Regions from separate parts of the Homo sapiens genome. Here region 2 is linked to region 1. Evidence: read pairs that join two places in POLR2A ChIA-PET (ENCODE). Cell type or tissue: MCF 10A. All regions are shown on one strand. Each heading gives the region's core, and the rest is flanking DNA. Links, peaks and the distances in the headings are about the cores only.

Evidence for each region. ChIA-PET counts read pairs that join two places held together with the same protein. Peaks named below come from ENCODE experiments on the same cell type or tissue, not always from the same donor. Only the 100,000 strongest peaks of a DNase experiment are listed, where the experiment ranks them.
Region 2: POLR2A ChIA-PET joins it to region 1 with 6 read pairs; 2 of 35 experiments call an interaction of 5 or more read pairs at or near these places.

Annotation. Positions count from the first base shown.
Region 1 is chr4:154,741,101-154,745,726 of GRCh38, forward strand. LRAT (lecithin retinol acyltransferase) reads left to right here and starts at 2,900. Exons shown (of 3, transcript NM_004744.5): 1 at 2,900-3,122; 2 at 3,226-3,766. The coding sequence starts at 3,227. RefSeq lists enhancers at 713-1,226, 1,227-1,738, 1,739-2,251. In MCF 10A, for the core only: CTCF peaks have their summits at 3,167 and 3,378; DNase peaks (open chromatin) are centred at 2,841 and 3,121.
Region 2 is chr4:154,642,780-154,647,405 of GRCh38, forward strand. All of the region lies in intron 2 of LOC124900169 (a long non-coding RNA gene), which reads left to right. Among named protein-coding and RNA genes, the nearest start is that of FGG, 32 kb to the left of the region's middle. In MCF 10A, for the core only: no CTCF peak of the experiment used is centred there; no DNase peak of the experiment used is centred there.

The sequences.
Region 1 (4,626 bases), core at 416-4,415:
AAAACTGACCTCTCAACCACAGAAATAGATGAGATTTTGAGAACATTGAGAAGCTGCCTTTTGCAAAGTAAATTTGCAATGGTCCTTGACGAAGGGGGGTCGGGGGCGGGGAGAAGTCCAGCCGAGAGAGGAGCTCATTCCACGCTATATTTTTGCAGTTGAAAAGCTGCCTAATCATCGCTAACCGCTTCCCGCATAAGAGTTCTGGGAAGACTTCAGAAACAAGGCAAATGAAGACTTTTCACTGCCTCCTTCGGGCTGTCGCTTCCGGAAGCCGAAGTCCTAGCACGCAGAGCAGCAGGAGAGGGTTACTTTCAGGCAATTCCACTGAGCAAAATAAATCACTTAATGGCATAACGTTCTGGCTTAAAAAATTGGAATTTATCAGAGGCAAAAATATCCTTCAAGAAACTATGGACACTCCGCGCCCTATTCATTTCCATGGCAGCAGAGTATCTGCATCTTGAGCCACCTATACAGATTCATGCCTCGTATCGCTCTCACCTCCTTTCTTTTTGAAGTAAAGCCCTTTCCCAAGAAGGCGGCCAGAAAGTGGACCCCACCGGGGGAAAAAGAAAAATGAAACGCAAATCAGCTTGGCACTGCTTGCGTCTTCCAAAACGCGGTGGGACAAGGCTATTGAGTCTATAGCTAATTCTTTCATGTATATAAAATGTATACATATGTATATATTTTTATATACATAAAAGAATTCATATATATGTATATAGCTATGTGGAGCCCTGAAGCAATTCTCCATGCTTTTGTCTCCCTCAAGTTCCCCAGGTGGAGGCAGTCATAAGCATTATAAGCCGCCTTAGTGACCACCAGGGACGGAAACCGTTAATTATCACGTTTCCTTTCATCTCCAGGGGCCCTTTGGCCCGTGACACAAGAGGCTTCGGTATTGGCGCTTTCCCAGAACTGGCCCAGAGGAGCCAGTTCAGAGTGTGAGGTCGGGTCTGCATTGAACGTACACACCGAGGTCTATCAGACTCCCCCGATTTTAGCGAAGGGTGCTGACTGCTGTGCTGCTAGAGGCTAGCAAGCTCCCTGTGCGCAGCTGATGAGTTTCAGCAACTCGCCACCTGGGCGCTTTTCTTTAAATTTTGGGAGTAAACTGGGAAAATAAAAAAATCTCCACGTCCACTGGCTCTCTCCCCTTCTCCAACTTCCTCTTTCGACTCGTTTGTGGGAGTTTTCTCCTCTTTGCTGGGACTATAATGTGATGCGCAATCGTTTGTGAATGAACAAAAGTCACCGGCAAGCAGGGAGACGGGGACAGATCGCTGACGGCAGATTGAGGGTGGCAGCAAAGGCCCGGCCTCCAAGGATAATGGGGAGCCGTTTTCCCTCACGCCTGGTCTCTATGGCCCCCTTCGTCTTCCAGGTAAAATGAATGTTCCTTCATCCATCATCCGCAGAGTACCCTCAGGCGTGCGTAGAATCTGCTGATGAAACCTATTAGCGCCGACTGGGCAGCTTTGTGGAGCCACCCGAGGCTCTCCATTGTGGCCTTTGTCTGCAGAATTTAAGCATTTACATAATGCATTAGCACGGAACTCAGCACCCGGTGGGGACATCGCGTGCCAAGCCTGGCGCGGCCAACGCTTCAGCGGCTCCCTCACCCGGCAGCTCCCTAGGACCACCCTCGAGGAGGCATTGGAGTCGGGCTGCAGGCGCACGGGCAAAGAACTTAGCATCTCATCCAAGTACTTCGCCTTCCTTGGCCGTCTCCGGGAGGTTATGCTTAAAAACATAAAAATAAAAATAAAAATAAAAATAAAGGGAGGCGGACAAAGTTTCGGTGGGTGAACTGAAGCTGGGTCCATGTGACCCTGAAGCCGGAGAAATAAACTTAACATGAATCTTGCTTTCCTGGCGGGCGTTGGGACCCCGCCGTTTTTCATGCCAACCGTTGGAAGCTTCGTACTCAACGGCCACAGGTGCCTAGGAGCGCAGAGAGGCCTCGGGTTCAAATCACCGGCGCGCAGGGACTGGACTCGCGGGTAGCGACCCCCCCAACCCCCCCCCCCCCGCCCTACACACACACCCTCGCGCCGGCTGAAAGCATGGAGGATTCAGGGCATTTGAAAAAAGAGGGGCTGGGCGCGGTGGCTCACGCCTGTAATCCCAGCGGTTTGGGAGGTCCAGAAGGGCGGATCACTTGAGGTCAGGAGTTCGAGACCAGCCTGGCCAACACCAGCCTGGCCAACATGGTGAGACCCCGTGTCTACTAAAAATACAAAAATTAGCCAGGCGTGGTGCCTGTAATATCAGCTACTTGGGAGGCTGAGGCACGAGAATCGCTTGAACCTGGGAGGCGGAGGTTGCAGTGAGCCCAGATCGCGCCACCGCCCTCCTGCTCTGGGTGATAGAGCAAGGCACTGTCTCAAAACAAAACAAAACAAAACGAAAGATTCGGTCAGGAAAGAATCTGCAGGCATTCGAGGCGCTCGCACTTTGCAAAGTAAATGCAATCTCTTTATTAAGCCGAAGTCCCTCATATCTATCCTTTTAGAGGAAGGTGGTCCAACTCAGAAATCTCTCCCAAGAGGACTTTCCACCGAAGACTACCGCGAAGTGCCAGGAACTCGCCCCAGTCCCGACAGGTGCAGGACCTTTCGTGCCGCCACACCTTGGGACTCTACCTCCCTAAATAGGCCACTTAAAAGCCAGTAGTGCAACCGGGATCCCGCGGCGATAAAGAATCACTGTGCAGAACCCTGGAGCTGGGAGTCGGCCCGCCCCCCTCCCAAAGAAACCGGGATCCCGCGTCCTCCCCGCCGCTAGCGCAGCGCGCCAGCGGCGCCCAATCAGTGAGCTTTCCGGGTCTGTGACGGCCTTCGGCTCCGCCCCCTCGACGGCCATAAAAAGTCGCAGCGAAGCCTGCACCTCCGAGCACCGCGCGCGGCCCTGCCCCCGGCACGGCCCCCAGGTGCGCTCCTTCTCCGGCTGCTTGTAGCACTGGTCTCACTGTCCCCGCCGTCAGCCACCGGTTCCTTATCCGTCTCATTCCCCATTGTGGCTTGGCTGAGCCGGTCGCCAGGCCTCGCTGTCCTCCTTTGCCTTCCTCTCTCCTCAGCGGCCGTACTTTGCGCCGTACCTCACCTGGCCTGCAGGTGAGCAGCAGCGCAGCACCCCTGCCCGGCGAGCTTAACTTGCCCAGCCCGGCCCCTGCCGGAGTGGCACCGGCACCTCTCCAAGACGCCCTCTTCCCTGCAGGATGAAGAACCCCATGCTGGAGGTGGTGTCTTTACTACTGGAGAAGCTGCTCCTCATCTCCAACTTCACGCTCTTTAGTTCGGGCGCCGCGGGCGAAGACAAAGGGAGGAACAGTTTTTATGAAACCAGCTCTTTCCACCGAGGCGACGTGCTGGAGGTGCCCCGGACCCACCTGACCCACTATGGCATCTACCTAGGAGACAACCGTGTTGCCCACATGATGCCCGACATCCTGTTGGCCCTGACAGACGACATGGGGCGCACGCAGAAGGTGGTCTCCAACAAGCGTCTCATCCTGGGCGTTATTGTCAAAGTGGCCAGCATCCGCGTGGACACAGTGGAGGACTTCGCCTACGGAGCTAACATCCTGGTCAATCACCTGGACGAGTCCCTCCAGAAAAAGGCACTGCTCAACGAGGAGGTGGCGCGGAGGGCTGAAAAGCTGCTGGGCTTTACCCCCTACAGCCTGCTGTGGAACAACTGCGAGCACTTCGTGACCTACTGCAGATATGGCACCCCGATCAGTCCCCAGTCCGACAAGGTATGATGTGTGACTCCCAGGGGAAGTGGGCTCCGCGGAGATGCCCCCTCCCATCCCTGACCTTTTCTCTTCCCCGCGAGTAGGGATCTAATTCCTGGACACCTCCCCTACCACTTCCATACCATCCTTTTTCTTTTTCCTTTTTTTTTTTTTTTTTTTTTTTTTTTTTTGAGACGGAGTCTCGCTCTGTTGCTCAGGCTGGAGTGCAGTGGCGCGATCTCCACTCACTGCAAACTCCGCCTCCAGAGTTCACGCCATTCTCCTGCCTCAGCCTCCTGAGTAGCTGGGACTACAGGCACCCGCCACCACGCCCGGCTAATTTATTTTTGTATTTTTAGTAGAGATGGGGTTTCACCGTATTAGCAAGGATGGTCCCGATCTCCTGACCTCGTGATCCTCCCGCCTCAGCATCCCAAAGTGCTGGGATTACAGGCGTGAGCCACCGTGCCCGGCCTTCCATAACATTCTTAAAGTTCTAGATTAAGTAAGGAAAGTTCTGGTGTTCCTAAGGTAGGCTAAGTAAATAAGCAAATGGCAACGTGCCTTGCAGGATATCTCGAAATGCTTAGAGAAAGGATGTGGCAATGCAGGACCGCTTCCAGAGATTCCAGAGCTGCCCAGTATTGCTGCAGAAGTCATCAGGTGTCCACCCACAGTGTAGTTCAAACGACAAAGGGCAAGTGACTGGGGGTGGGGGATACAAGGAATCAGTCACCGCTGCTTGCAACTTTAACCAAGAATTTCACTTGAAAGGAAGAGGTCCAGAGTTTATATTTAATCCATAACACTATAAACAAAGTGTGTGCCTTTAAAATAAGGAACCATGCAGTTTTCTCCCTTTGAAAGCTGCATAGAGGGAT
Region 2 (4,626 bases), core at 402-4,401, 98 kb before region 1:
ATACAGCTGACAAGAGCCCGTACATTGCTGACTCTGGGCACACTGTCTATGTGTTAGCCCTGCTCTGCAACTGTTCAATAAAAGATTGCTGTCTAACACCACCGGCTTGCCCTTGAATTCTTTCCTGGGCGAAGCCCCAGTGTTGGGGCTTCCCTCTCCTGCATGAAAAGGAAACGTTCAGGGAGCTTAGAAAATTTATAACTGGGGGTCCTAACATGTTCTGAAGGGGATGAGGATGGTCTTTCAGCAGAAGTGATGTTGAAATTGAGATCTTTAGGGTGAATATAATTTGCTCTGGAAAAAAATAAAAGGTTTCAAGTAGAAAAGACTACACTGCACATTTTCAGCCCTGGAGGGATATGCTGGAGGGATGCAGGAACTGAGAAGTCCAGAATGGTGACATGCAGAGAAAGGAGGGTGATGTGCCTGGAGAGACAGGTGGGAGCAAGAGGGGAGAGGACTTTGAAGGTCATGGTTCTGATTTTGTACTTTACTTTGAACACAAATAAAAAACAACTAAAGAAAAGTAAAAGCAGATAAGTTATATGATCAGATGTGAGCTCTAAATATATCGTTCTGGCTACAAGGTGGTTTAGAGACAAGAGATGGAAATAAGGAGCTTACTGATGAAAGGCAATTGAGAGCTAGTGGCTTGGGCATGAGAAAGAACTGTGAGTAGTGTATTGATTGAAGAAATTTTTAGGAGGTAGAACTGGCAAGATTTCATAATAGAGGGAATATAAAAGGTTAGAGAAAAGTAGGTCTCAGTCTTGTACACCATGCCAGTCTCATTACATTTAATAAAGTAGTATTAAAGAGACATAAACCCATACACACTTTAAAATCTCTAACAGTTAGGAAATGACTAAGCAAACTCTTTGCTCTATTGAGTAATATGTCATCATTAATTATTGTGTTTATAACAGTTGTAAGACATACAAAAGGCATATTATTTAATTTCAGGTAAATAATGAGTGCATGATGATAAAAGTATACCAGTAGTCTGATTTAATATATGCTGAAAACATAAAGATGTCAAAATCCTACGCATAGGGAAGAATCAGGAAAGAATTTACAAAAGATGGTATGAGTAATTTATACCGGCTGCTATGAGTAATTTCTTCTTCTCTCCTTATTTATTTATTTATTTATTTATTTTTATTTTTGAGACAGAGTCTCATTCTGTCACCCAGGCTGGAGTGCAGTGGCATGATCTTGGCTCACTGCAACTTCCACCTCCTGGGTTCAAGAGATTCTCCTGCCCCTGCCTCCCAAGTAGCTGGGATTACAGGCATGTGCCACCACACCCAGCTAATTTTGTGTACTTTTAGCAGAGAAACCGTTTCACCATGTTGGCCAGGCTGGTCTCAAACTTCTGACTCAGATGATCCACCTGCCTCGGCCACCCAAGGTGCTGGGATTACAAGTGTGACCCACTGCGCCTGGCCTTCTCTCCTTTTTAAAATTTTCACATTTTCTTTATGACAAAGTACTACTTTTATAACAAGAAACTATTTTTACAATAAAATAGTATGGAAAAGAGCAGCTACTTTAAAGAAAATTCATTTGTCATTTGCCCTTTGTTATTTGTATACATCTGAATTTTTATTTGCAGCATGTTTAAAATGAGACAAACCTGCATACATTTTTTTAAGTAAAGAGTTTCATTATTCATTTCTTGCTTATGTTAAAATGTCTAACAATAAGGAAAAAGTTAAGCAAACTGTTTGGTCTATTAAGTAATATGTTATCATTAATTATTATGTTTATAACAATTATAAGACATAGGAAAATGACTTCTGCTGTGGTGAGAATTAACTGACTTTAGAACGTTTGGAATGGTTTCTGTGTTGAACACCATTAAGCACCACATATAATCCTGAAGTGAATCCATGGAGGGCTGCCGCAAATGTTGTTTGTGAACCATACCATTTATACGAGCATGTGTGGAAGCCCTAAGAGATAGAGGAGTCTGGTAACCCAGGTCTACCAGGGTTTAGACCCATGCATGTAACCAGTGCACACTCAATGTTGTATCTCTATGGCCCTTCTGTACCAAAAGCTGCATGCAGACAGGAGCTGTCTGTTGTTCACTGCTGTATCCTCACGGCCTGAGCACATGCTAAGCTCTCAAGAAACTTTGTTGAACAAGTGAATATATTTGTTTATCAGTGTATACAATGATTTTCTTAGGTTGGTTCTGGAAATCAAATTAATGTGTTAAAGGTTATGGACATTTAACATTTCTGAGGTCCTTATAATGTATTACCAAATTACTTTGCAGAAGGCTTGTACCAATTTATACTTACTCACTAGAAGTATTATTTTGTTTGTTTAACCATTCCTTTACCAGCACTAGATATCTTTATTTTCTTAAGATTTTAAGTGTTTTTGATAAAAACAGGTAAGGCTTGTTTTCTCAATTTCTGAGTTTTAATCTAATTTTCATGGTTTGTTTTATTTTATAAAACAAAAAGTTCATTTAAAAATTTGGTTAATAAAGAAAAAATAAATGCAATAATGATCCAACTACACATAGCTACAGTCAATATTTTGGTATGTATCTTTTCAGCCATCTATATTTAGACTTATTTACATATATTTCATATATAATCCATTATTATATATGTATAATAAAAAGTCAGACTCCGTTTTTGATGTTTGACTGCTGGCAGCTTTCAAGCCCCACCACGCCCCCTTCCCCTGCTCCCCTACATTTGGGCAAGCAAGTAAAAAAGACCTGTTGCTTCTTCCTCTGGCTCCAATGAGAAGGACACAACACACAAACCTTGGCCAACATGTGGGAGCCTTCACCCCAGCTTTATCTCTTCATTGCAATAAAGTCTAAGCTGATCTTCTCTTCTACTCTCTCAAATCATTTGTGAATCTGTTTGGGAGCCTTTCTCGCTCTCCCCAGAAAGCCTCATTATGCGAGTAGTAAATGTCTGCATATCCTCTTGGTGTGTATGTAGCATTATCATCAGTCTCTATATGTGACTCCAATTCAGGTGTTTAGGGGTGAAGGGAGTCTATCATGTCTTCTTGTGGAGACCACAACAATACAGATTATAAAAATGGAGTTTAACATATATATTTCAAACAAGAATGAGATTATACTATACATATTTTGTAATAATCTGATTTTTATTTAATAATGTATTTTCAAAAATATCATTAAATAATTTTCACAATACCATATTTAATGACAGTATATTATACCGGTATATGGTACAAATGATCTAACTGACTTATTATTGGATACATATGTTGGTTCCATTTTTTTTTTGGCTATTTTAAATAAGCTACAGTGAATAAACATCCAGCTATACTTTTGTGTCTATTCTTGATGATTTCTGTAAGATAGCTTTGCATTTAAGTATTAATGCATCATAAGCACATTCACTAAACATTTACAGAGTACGTGAAATGCACAACTTTTGGGACTCCTAAACATAAAAGACATCAAATTTTCTTGCAGAGAAGTCCCTATATAATAAGGGATCCAGAAAAATATTTACAAATTAAAAAACTGAATTTTTGGTTAATTTATCAGGTGTGAAGTTTTTCAGGGTGGCACTAGTACATTTCTATTTATTTGTGACATGTTAATGAGCAGTTTCTTCTCTGATCTATTTTTAGTGAGTTATAACTGGAAAAGTAGGTTTCATTTGACATTTAAAAAATTAGATTACATTAAAATATAACCACAAGGCAGGGTTTTTATAATGCTCAAGTATTACATATGTTTTTATAACCACAGAGCCTGACAAGTGATTTGCTTCTTTGAAAACTGAACTCACATTACTGAACATAGTGTGTATGTATGTGTGCAAATTTATAGACATATGAGGATGAAATAACTAATTTACAGAGTTAGGTTTACTTTCTGACCTAGTGTCTAACTGAAATTTCAGGTTCATATGTTTGTTTTGTTAAAAGATGGGGGAGAGGGAGGGACCAAGATGGCTGACCAGAAGCAGCTGCAGCTGGAGACTCCCACCAAGGAGAAAGAAAAAGGTGAGTGAATCCTGCACTGGCAACTGAGGTATCCAGGTTCTCTCACTGGGACTGACTAGGTGGTTGGCATGACCCACAGAGAGTGAGAAAACGGAGGGTAGAGCAATTGTCCACCTGGTAGCCACATGGGGCAAGGAAGCTCCCACCCCCAGCCAAGGGAGGCGGTGAGTGATTCTGCTACCCCACCTTGGAAACCATACTTATTCCAATGATCTGTGTGAACCACAGGTCAGGAGATCCCCTTATGAGCCCATGCCACCAGGGCTTTGGATCCCAAGCACAGAGCTGTGCAGATTCTCTATGGCTGCTCAGCTAGAGACTGTTTAAGGCTACCCAGTTCTCAGGGGGAGGGGAAACCATCATCATTGATGCCTAAGAAAATTGGGGAGACTGGGCAGTTTGGACCCAGGAGGAATTCTCCATAACATAGCACAGCGGTTGTGGCAGACTGTGGCCAGATTTCCTCTTTAGGCTAGACCCTAACCCATCCCTGCTCAACGGGTAGGGCCTGCTTGTGGGAATTTCAGCAACTCTAGCCAGGGGTTTCCTGACAGAACTCTGATCTTTCTGGGATGGAGTGCCTATGGGGAGGGGTGGCTGTGATCTCTG